Linked DNA regions of Homo sapiens: region 1 is linked to region 2. A link is a loop called in an ENCODE intact Hi-C map of the cell type or tissue named here. Cell type or tissue: gastrocnemius medialis. All regions are shown on one strand. Region 1 overlaps IL6R (interleukin 6 receptor). Region 2 overlaps KCNN3 (potassium calcium-activated channel subfamily N member 3).

The links. A loop is a pair of places that touch in the nucleus more often than their neighbours do. Peaks named below come from ENCODE experiments on the same cell type or tissue, not always from the same donor. Only the 100,000 strongest peaks of a DNase experiment are listed, where the experiment ranks them.
Region 1: a loop joins it to region 2, with 4 times the contacts of the local background. A loop is called at or near these places in 1 of 110 quality-filtered maps.

What each region holds. Positions count from the first base shown.
Region 1 is chr1:154,430,230-154,434,229 of GRCh38, reverse strand. It overlaps IL6R (interleukin 6 receptor), which reads right to left. Exons shown (of 10, transcript NM_000565.4): 3 at 3,624-3,747. Among named protein-coding and RNA genes, the nearest start is that of IL6R-AS1, 26 kb to the right of the region's middle. RefSeq lists enhancers at 1-547, 548-1,379, 1,380-2,213. In gastrocnemius medialis, no CTCF peak of the experiment used is centred here; DNase peaks (open chromatin) are centred at 899, 1,473 and 2,459; H3K4me3 peaks cover 91 bases; H3K27ac peaks cover 4,000 bases.
Region 2 is chr1:154,861,587-154,865,586 of GRCh38, reverse strand. All of the region lies in intron 1 of KCNN3 (potassium calcium-activated channel subfamily N member 3), which reads left to right. Among named protein-coding and RNA genes, the nearest start is that of KCNN3, 6.7 kb to the left of the region's middle. RefSeq lists enhancers at 211-1,100, 1,628-1,717, 2,167-2,840, 2,841-3,516. In gastrocnemius medialis, a CTCF peak has its summit at 1,794; DNase peaks (open chromatin) are centred at 1,786 and 3,836; H3K27ac peaks cover 4,000 bases.

The DNA.
Region 1 (4,000 bases), 430 kb after region 2:
GTTCAAGAGATTCTCCTGCCTCAGCCTCCTGAGCGTGCCCAGCAAATTTTTGTATTTTTAATAGAGATGGGGTTTCACCATGTTGCCCAGGCTGGTCTCGAACTGCTGACCTCAGGTGATCTGCCCGCCTCAGCCTCCCAAAGTGCTGGGATTACAGGCATGAACAATCACACGTGGCTGGTTCTGTTAAGACTGAGAAATAAGGCCGGGCGCGGTGGCTCACGCCTGTAATTCTAGCACTTTGGGAGGGCAACGCAGGCAGATCATGAGGTCAGGAGTTCGAGACCAGCCTAGCCAATATGGTGAAACCCTGTCTCTACTAAAAATACAAAAAATAAAATAAAAAATTAGCCTGGCGTGGTGGCGCATGCCTGTAGTCCCAGTTACTCAGGAGGCTGAAGCAGAAGAATCACTTGAACCCAGGAGGCAGATGTTGCAGTGACAGAGACTGCACTCCAGCCTGGGCGACAGAGACTCCATCTCAAAAAAAAAAAATTGAGCAATAAATGTAAAATCTAGAGATGAGGAAACTAGCTGGATTTACAAATATATATAAACATGTAGCCTAGCGCCTGGCACGAGGGGTGAGGGGAGCTAGGCTGGAGGGCTCAGCTAGTCACTCAGGCAATGGTCGGCTGGCCAGCTCTGGTCTCCCGCTGGGCCTGTGCTCTTGGCACTGTAGGGGATATAGAAATGAATCAAGAGAGGCCCCACCCTGCCTTCAAGGCACTAACAAAAAAGATCTGTCCTCAGATGACTAGACACCCAGCAGAAATGCCACTCCAGAGACACAAAAAGTGCTAGAGGGGTTCTGGCAGGTGAGTCCAGAAAAGAATTCTGGGTAACTGAAGACATTCGAGGTGAGTCAGCCACCATCCCACCTGGCCTGGAAACCTGAGGCTTCACCCTCTTATGACACATGTGGGCATGTGAGGCCACGTCAACCACTCACCCTCCAGCTGGGGTGACGAGTCTGCCACCTCTGACTTGGGTTCGAACCCTGGGCTCCTGCTGAATCCAGCACATGGGACAAACCCAACCTTTCCAGGCTGAGTTAAAGCCCCTTTCCTCCTTCCCCCAACACCACCCAGGCTTCCACCCAGCCACGAAGGCAGGGTCACCGACTGCTTTACGTGTGTGCCCAGGTGGGGTCAGAGGGCCGGGGCTCAGTCTTGTTGGCCCGCTTCCTCCCACTGCCCCAGCACTGCGCCTGGTCCAAGGCAGAGGCTGAGCTCACCCCTGCCTGTGGAAGAAGGAGGGAGCAGTGCTGCAGTTGGGCAAGGGTGTGAAAGCAGACACACAAGAGAAAAAGCAGAGCTCCCAGTAATCCCTTTCCAGGGGCCTGTCTCTTCCAGGCCCTGCAGTGGCCTGAGGTCTGGGTGGGGCCTCAGTGGGGGCTGGGGCCCCTGAGGCTCTCGAAGCCACTTCCCCTGCTCTTTCCTCACTTCAAAGGCGCCCAGTGGTCATGCTGACTCTTCAAAGCAGATGGAAGCAAAGGCACGAGGCTGCTCGGGAGGACAAGCACTGTACTCTCTCCCACTCCCGCTGTCAACATGGAAAGTATTCCAGTCAAGCCGGGCGCGGTGGCTCACGCCTGTAATCCCAGCACTTTGGGAGGCCGAGACAGGCGGATCACCCTAGGTCAGAAGTTCGAGACCAGCCCCGCTAACATGGTGAAACCTCATCTCTACTAAAAATACAAAGATTAGCCAGGCGTGGTGGTGTGCGCCTGTAATCCCAGCTACTCAGGAGGCTGAGGCAGGAGAATCGCTTGAGCCCGGGAGGCGGAGATTGCAGTGAGCCGAGATCCCACCACTGCACTCCAGCCTGGGCGACAGAGCGAAACTCCATCTCAAAAAAAAAAAAAAAAAAGTATTTCAGTTGAAGTGTCAGAAATGACAGAGCTTTCCACAGGCTGGCCTGGGAAGCTGCCAGCCACAGTCTCTATCCTGGCTAATCCTATCTATGGTACAAGCCTTTGAGGTACAAACAAGGTGTATCCTTTGCTGGGCTGTGAAGCTATCCAGGCTTGGGGCATGAGCTGACAGTGCTAATGGCAGCTGCATCATTCACAGATGGTAATCCGCACTTTTCATCATAGAGGACAGAACAAAAACATGACTGCCAGGCAGCCCAGTAACTCTATGGAAACAGACCCAAGTGGGAGCTGAACCACCCTATTGAAGTCACTGCTCTGGCTTTCTGATACAGTAGTCCTGCCTTATCTGAGGTTTTGCTTTCCAAGATTTCGGCTACCTGTGGTCAACTGCGGTCCAAAAATATTAAATGGGAAATTCCATAAATAATCACTTCAGAAATTTTAAAGTGCCCACTGTTCTGAGAAGTGTGACGAGATTTCACACCGTCCCGCCCAGGACATGAATCATCACTTTGTTCAGCATTCCTGCGCTGTGCATGCTACCCATCACTCGTCCTGACATCCACCGCCATCATCATGGCTCGGTGACCCAGAGTCACCCAAAACAGCTGATCCTCCTTCTAACACATGGTCAGAAAGCCCTAGTAGCCTAACACTGAGTCACAATGCCTACATCATTCACCTCACTTCATCCCATCATGCAGGCATTTCACAACCTCATATCATCACAAGAAGGGTGAGTACAGTAATAAGACATTTTGAGAAACAGAGAGACCACATTCACATAACTGTTATTACAGTATATTGTTATCACTGTTCTATGCTATTTTTAGTTATTGCTAACCTCTTACTGCACCTAATTTATAAATTAAACTATCATAAGTACATATCTATAGAAAAACATACTATATATAGGGTTCAGCACCATTTGCGATTTCAGGCATCCACTAGGGGTCTTGGAATGCGACCTCCTTGCCCTATATTCTGATGACTGACAGCTCAAACTCAATTGTAAACCTCTGGACTAAGGGAGACTGTGGCTCTGGGATGGAGACCAGCAAAACTGCAGAGGCAGATTTGTTTTCAGCATCTTCCACCTCCTCTACATCCATGCCTGAACCCATCCCAGGTCTTCCCACGTTAAGCCGTCTTCCGGTGATGATGCAGAGCCCCCAGGCAGGCGTGACTTCTCCCCCCACGGCCCCAAGCTCCCTCTCCCCCGCCCATCACCGCTTTCTCTCTCGTGTCTTTATCATGGAAATAGCCTGATACGCCCACAAGGGCCCAGACACTGATAATGGTCTGGCTGTGCTACACCCCCTCCCAGGGATATTTGCATGTTTTTCAGAGCAACGCCCATAATCTTCGGACTTTGAATGAAATCAGACAGACTGGGATTGAATTCCCAGCAGAGCCACTTACTAGCTAAGTGAACCAAACCTGTTAATCAGTCTCTGGGCCTCAGTCTCTCCATCTGTTAAGTGAGAAAAATAAAGCCCACTTCCCATAGCTGTTGTGATAACCAAGGTCAAGTGAATAGGACAAGGTTCCAAGCACAAGCACAGTGCCTAGCTCAGGGGGGGCAGTCAAATGTAAATCTCAGTTCCCTCTCATCTCCTCTTCCTCAGCCTGAAGGAATTAATTCCTAATGATAATGTTTTGAAATCACCTGAACCAGCCCCTCTCTGGGGGGCCTCGGGAAGGAGGGAGCCAACATGCACATAGCTCAGCCCAAGATACTTACAACTTCCTCACCAAGAGCACAGCCTTTGTCGTCAGGGATGGGGTGCTCCGAGGACCCCACTCACAAACAACATTGCTGAGGGGGCTCTTCCGGAAGCAGGAGAGCTGGGGCTCCTCGGGGGGAACTGAAAGGAAAGCATTGCAGGTGTCAGCAGGCGGGCGGGGATCCTGGGGCGCACTGACCTCGCAGACAGGGCAGCCTCCCTTGAGGGGAGCACGTGGCTGGGCCCCTCGGCCCCAGCCCTGGAGCTAGTCAGGACCCTGGCCACACTCAGCCACACATGAATGGAATCGCAGCTGGGAAATTAAAGGACACCAAAGTCCTCCTTTCAGTCTGAGACACGGATCCGGGACAGGGGAAGGGAAGAACCTCAGGAC
Region 2 (4,000 bases):
CCTGCCTCACAGGCCTGTAGGTGCTGATGATGGAAGTAAGCTCTGCTAGGAGGCATCAGCCTGGAGCAGGGAGGTGGGGCTTGATTCCTGGGTGAGCTCAGATAAGAGGAGAGCTTCTCATTATTATGCCTGGGACATGAGATCAAACGGCAGAGATGCCTGAGATGGCCCCAGTGGGCTCCTAAAGGTACCAGGTGACCCTTGAACCAAATGAGGAGTCCTTTTTTTTTTTTTAATAGGCAGGTTTACTCTCTGAAGTCTTAGACATTGTGACGAGGCCTGGTCTAGAGATTCTGTTGAGAATCTTAATCACATCATCTGTACTGATCGGTGCCACCTGGGTAGACCAGCAAGGACCTGGGGAGTCCTTCTTAGTGTTCTTTATTTTCTTTTAGAGCTGGTTTGGGGCACACCCACTCCATTGCATTAAATTACCTGTATGCTCTCTTCCCTGGGTTCAGAAAGAATTAGGGAAGGGAAAGGCCTGGCTGCCCTCCCCTTTCCCCAGGCTGTGACTTCACCACCCTGACCCTGCCATCATGTTGGTGGCTGAGCTGGTACCTCTGTGTGGCTGGCAAGGCACCCAGGGGCCTTGTTTCTCGGGATCTCAGGCGTTGGGCTGTGGGATCTTCTCAGGGGAGGCTGGAGAGTGCTGGTGTGGCAGCATGGCTCTTCTTTTCCACCAATCTGTACAACCTCAAGCCACTTCCCCATGCCCGGCCTTGAAACTGGTCTGCATCTCTCCTCCCAGGCAGAACCAGTCCTCTGCCCACTCCCCCACCATGCTCCTGTCTCGCCTGCCCCACTGATTTCCTGCCCCTCTGCTCCTCTCTGTGGCCCCTGCCTGGCCTCGTTGCTGGGGTAACCCAGGTGGCAGAGAGGAGTTGGTGTGAAGATGCTTATCCAGGCTGCCCTGTCTGCTCCCACAGTGTCTTCTTTTCCCACTTCTAGTTACTCTTTCTTCAGACAACCTCATGGGAGGCCGCTTCTCCGTATGCCCAGGGGAGCCTGGTCGTCTGGCCATTCACTCTTTAAACAGAATGGCCAAGGCCAACTTGTCTGTCTCTTTGCAGACCTCACAGAGGTCCCTGAGTCCATCCCCAGCCTCTAGACCAAATGATTGAGTAGTATCACTGGAACCAGTTCTGATCCTCTGCTCTCCCTGGTCACGGAAGCCTTGTCTGCAGAAGGGCAGAGCAGCAGTGCAGGCTTGGCTAGCCAAGTGGCTCTGCACCTTCTGTTTGGACCCAGGTGCTGCTTTGGGATAGGTTGTTGGCTGTCACAGTGTCCTGGTATTTTTGAGAAGATGCCTCTGGGTACTGGTGCCTGTGTTTCAGGCCATGGTGGAAAAGTAGGAGTAGGATAGACCCTTTCCAGCCCTTTCCATGGACCCTCCCTGTGGGGTGACCTGCAGGACCAGGATGCAGAAGGCAGGAGACTGGCTGAGAGCCTGCGAGCCCACTGCCGAGGGCCCTAGGCACACATTTTGTCTTCACAGGTCACACTGAGTGTGTCGGCCCACAGGAGGGCAAGCGTGAAAATGGCCTTTTGACAGCGTGAAAATGGCCTTCTCCGCCACCCGCCCCAGGGTGGTGGTGACTTTATTTATAATCTTTGTGGACAGTCTGTAAATGAGTCAAACATCTGTAACCCACAGGGGGACAGCTAACTTTTTATATATGCTTCTCCTTTGCGTGTCATCACACTATTTATAACTGTCCTGGGGAAAGACTTCATCACACATCCGGACTTCCCTTCCCCACAGGCGGCATTACCCAGGTGCTCCGCCAGGGGCATCCTGGCTGGGGCACTTATCTCCTGCACAGCCTAAGTAGAAAGGCGGCTGATGCCTCGTATTTCTCTTATTGTGCTTTTAGGAAGAGGGATTTGTAAGGCCATGGTCAAAAGATCTGCTTTAAAAAAATATAAGGTAAAGAAAGTCAAAATGAAAAGAAATTTGAGTAACCTCTGTAGAGAATCTGGGGCCTGGATGGAAATGTAAGATCAGAATAGAGCGCTTCAGCTCTGTTGCAGTTATTTGTGAAGCACATTTGGGGGAGAAAATGAGTGTGTGCGGGGGTTGTGAGGGGCGGCTGTATATTGATGAAATACCACTTTACTCAGCTCAGTGACAGGCAGGCCAGCACATTCATTTGTAGTTCTTTTTCTTCTCTTTCTTTCAAAACCCCAAAAGGAGAGCAAGAAAGCAAGGCACCTATTCCTCTTTAAATAATGAGGGTGGGGAATTCTGAGACTGTGCTTTTCCCAGGAGCTGTAGGGAGGAAAATTCTAGTGCCTTTTCTTCGGGTGAGGAAAGTCCGGAGGAGGCGAATGGGTTTTTAAGTGCCCCCTCCCCCGACCCTGTCATTCCACCCCCAGGAGCTCAGCTGGGATCTGAGGGAAAGGAGGGGAGGAGCAGCTGGGGGCAGGGACCACGCTACTTTCTGGTCACCCAGCACTTCGCTGGGCTGGCCGGGATGTTGCTGAGTGACAGGAGAGGGGAAGGCAAGGACCATTTGCTGAGTGCTGGGCTGGCTTTACATTACACCCGGGAGTACAAGGAGCAGGTCGTGCTCACCGCCCCCTGTGTAGATGAAGTCACCGGGCCACACTGACACTGCCAGCGGTGGTGGCACTGAGATAAGAACCCAAGCCCGTTTAGCTCCCAAGTTCATGCCCTTTCCCTTGCCTGCTGCTGCCCATATCCTTAAAAGAGAAAAATTGAGTTTATGGCACTGAGACCCGTGATGCAAAATGTTGGAACAGGAGGAACTTTACCACGAGCTGGGCAGGAAGGGCTTGATGGAGGGCGGGAGATGCTGGCGCAGGTCCTGGAGAAGACAGTGCTGGAGGGGTGGCCAGGGCAAGTGTGGGCACCCCAGGTTGGCCTGGGATCAGGGTGAGATTGTGGACTGGCCCAAGGTCAGTTCTTGATGCCTCCTCTCTGGGGTCTGGTGCTGCTGCCCTCAGGGTGATACCGGGCAGGTTGTGAGGAGGGTAGGTGTGGAGAATACAGGGAAAATGAAAGCCCTTCCTGCAAAAGCTCCTTCCACAGCCCCTAGCACCCCCACCTTCCACCCCTGGAGGGCCAGCAGGACCCCTAGACCTGACTGGACATGTCCATACATAACTCTCTCACCCCTCACCTCCACCTTGCTCTTCTCTTAGGCTGCCTTTCTCCTCCAGCACTGGCTGTGTGGCTGTTTATCGGGGGACAGTCACATGAGCTCAGCATCTTACATCTTACAAGGCATTTTCACCCCTGGGTCCCTCATGACCCTCACGGTGGCTGGCCCAGGGCTCATGATGACCAACTATCTCAGGGATGAGAAAACTCGGCTGCACAGGGGTTCCCAGGGTTGAGTGCCTCACTCCAGGTGCCCATCTCAGGAAAGAGAGGGTTCTAGAATGAGAGCTCAGGTCTCAGTACACTTCTGATTTCCCTATTCCAAACCCCACCACAAACTTCTGCTGGGGATTTGAGTGAGGGACCTCGAAGGGCTTCTCCATTCCTGGTTCTAGAAGTTTCTTTTTCATTCTTGAGTCCCATTTTCCTGCGTCCCTGTCTGTGCCTCATGCCTCTGTTGAGCTCTGTCATGGGCAGTGAGTGCCGAGAAAAGGCCCGTCTCTGCTTTGAGCCCCTCAGGAGGTGCTTCTGCCTCTTGCTTCCAGCTTGTTGTGTGATCTTTGTCGAGTCCCTTCCCCTCTCTGGGCCTCGTTTCTCTGGCCTAAAAACAGGAGCTGAACTCCCTTCCTGTGCCGAGGCTTCGCAATCTGATTCCAGATCATGTTTCATCACGAGGATGAGCAGCCACAGTCCGGAGAGTCCTGTTCTTAGGGGTGTCAGACAGCACCCAGATGGCATCCATCCCAGGCGGACGGTGGTTTATGGTGTTGGTGCTTGGGAGGACTGAGGAAGGAGACAGTGACTCAGACTGGGGATGCTGGGTGGATTCCCTGTAGGAGGTTGGGGGGTCCCTGAAGGACTAGACAAGCCATG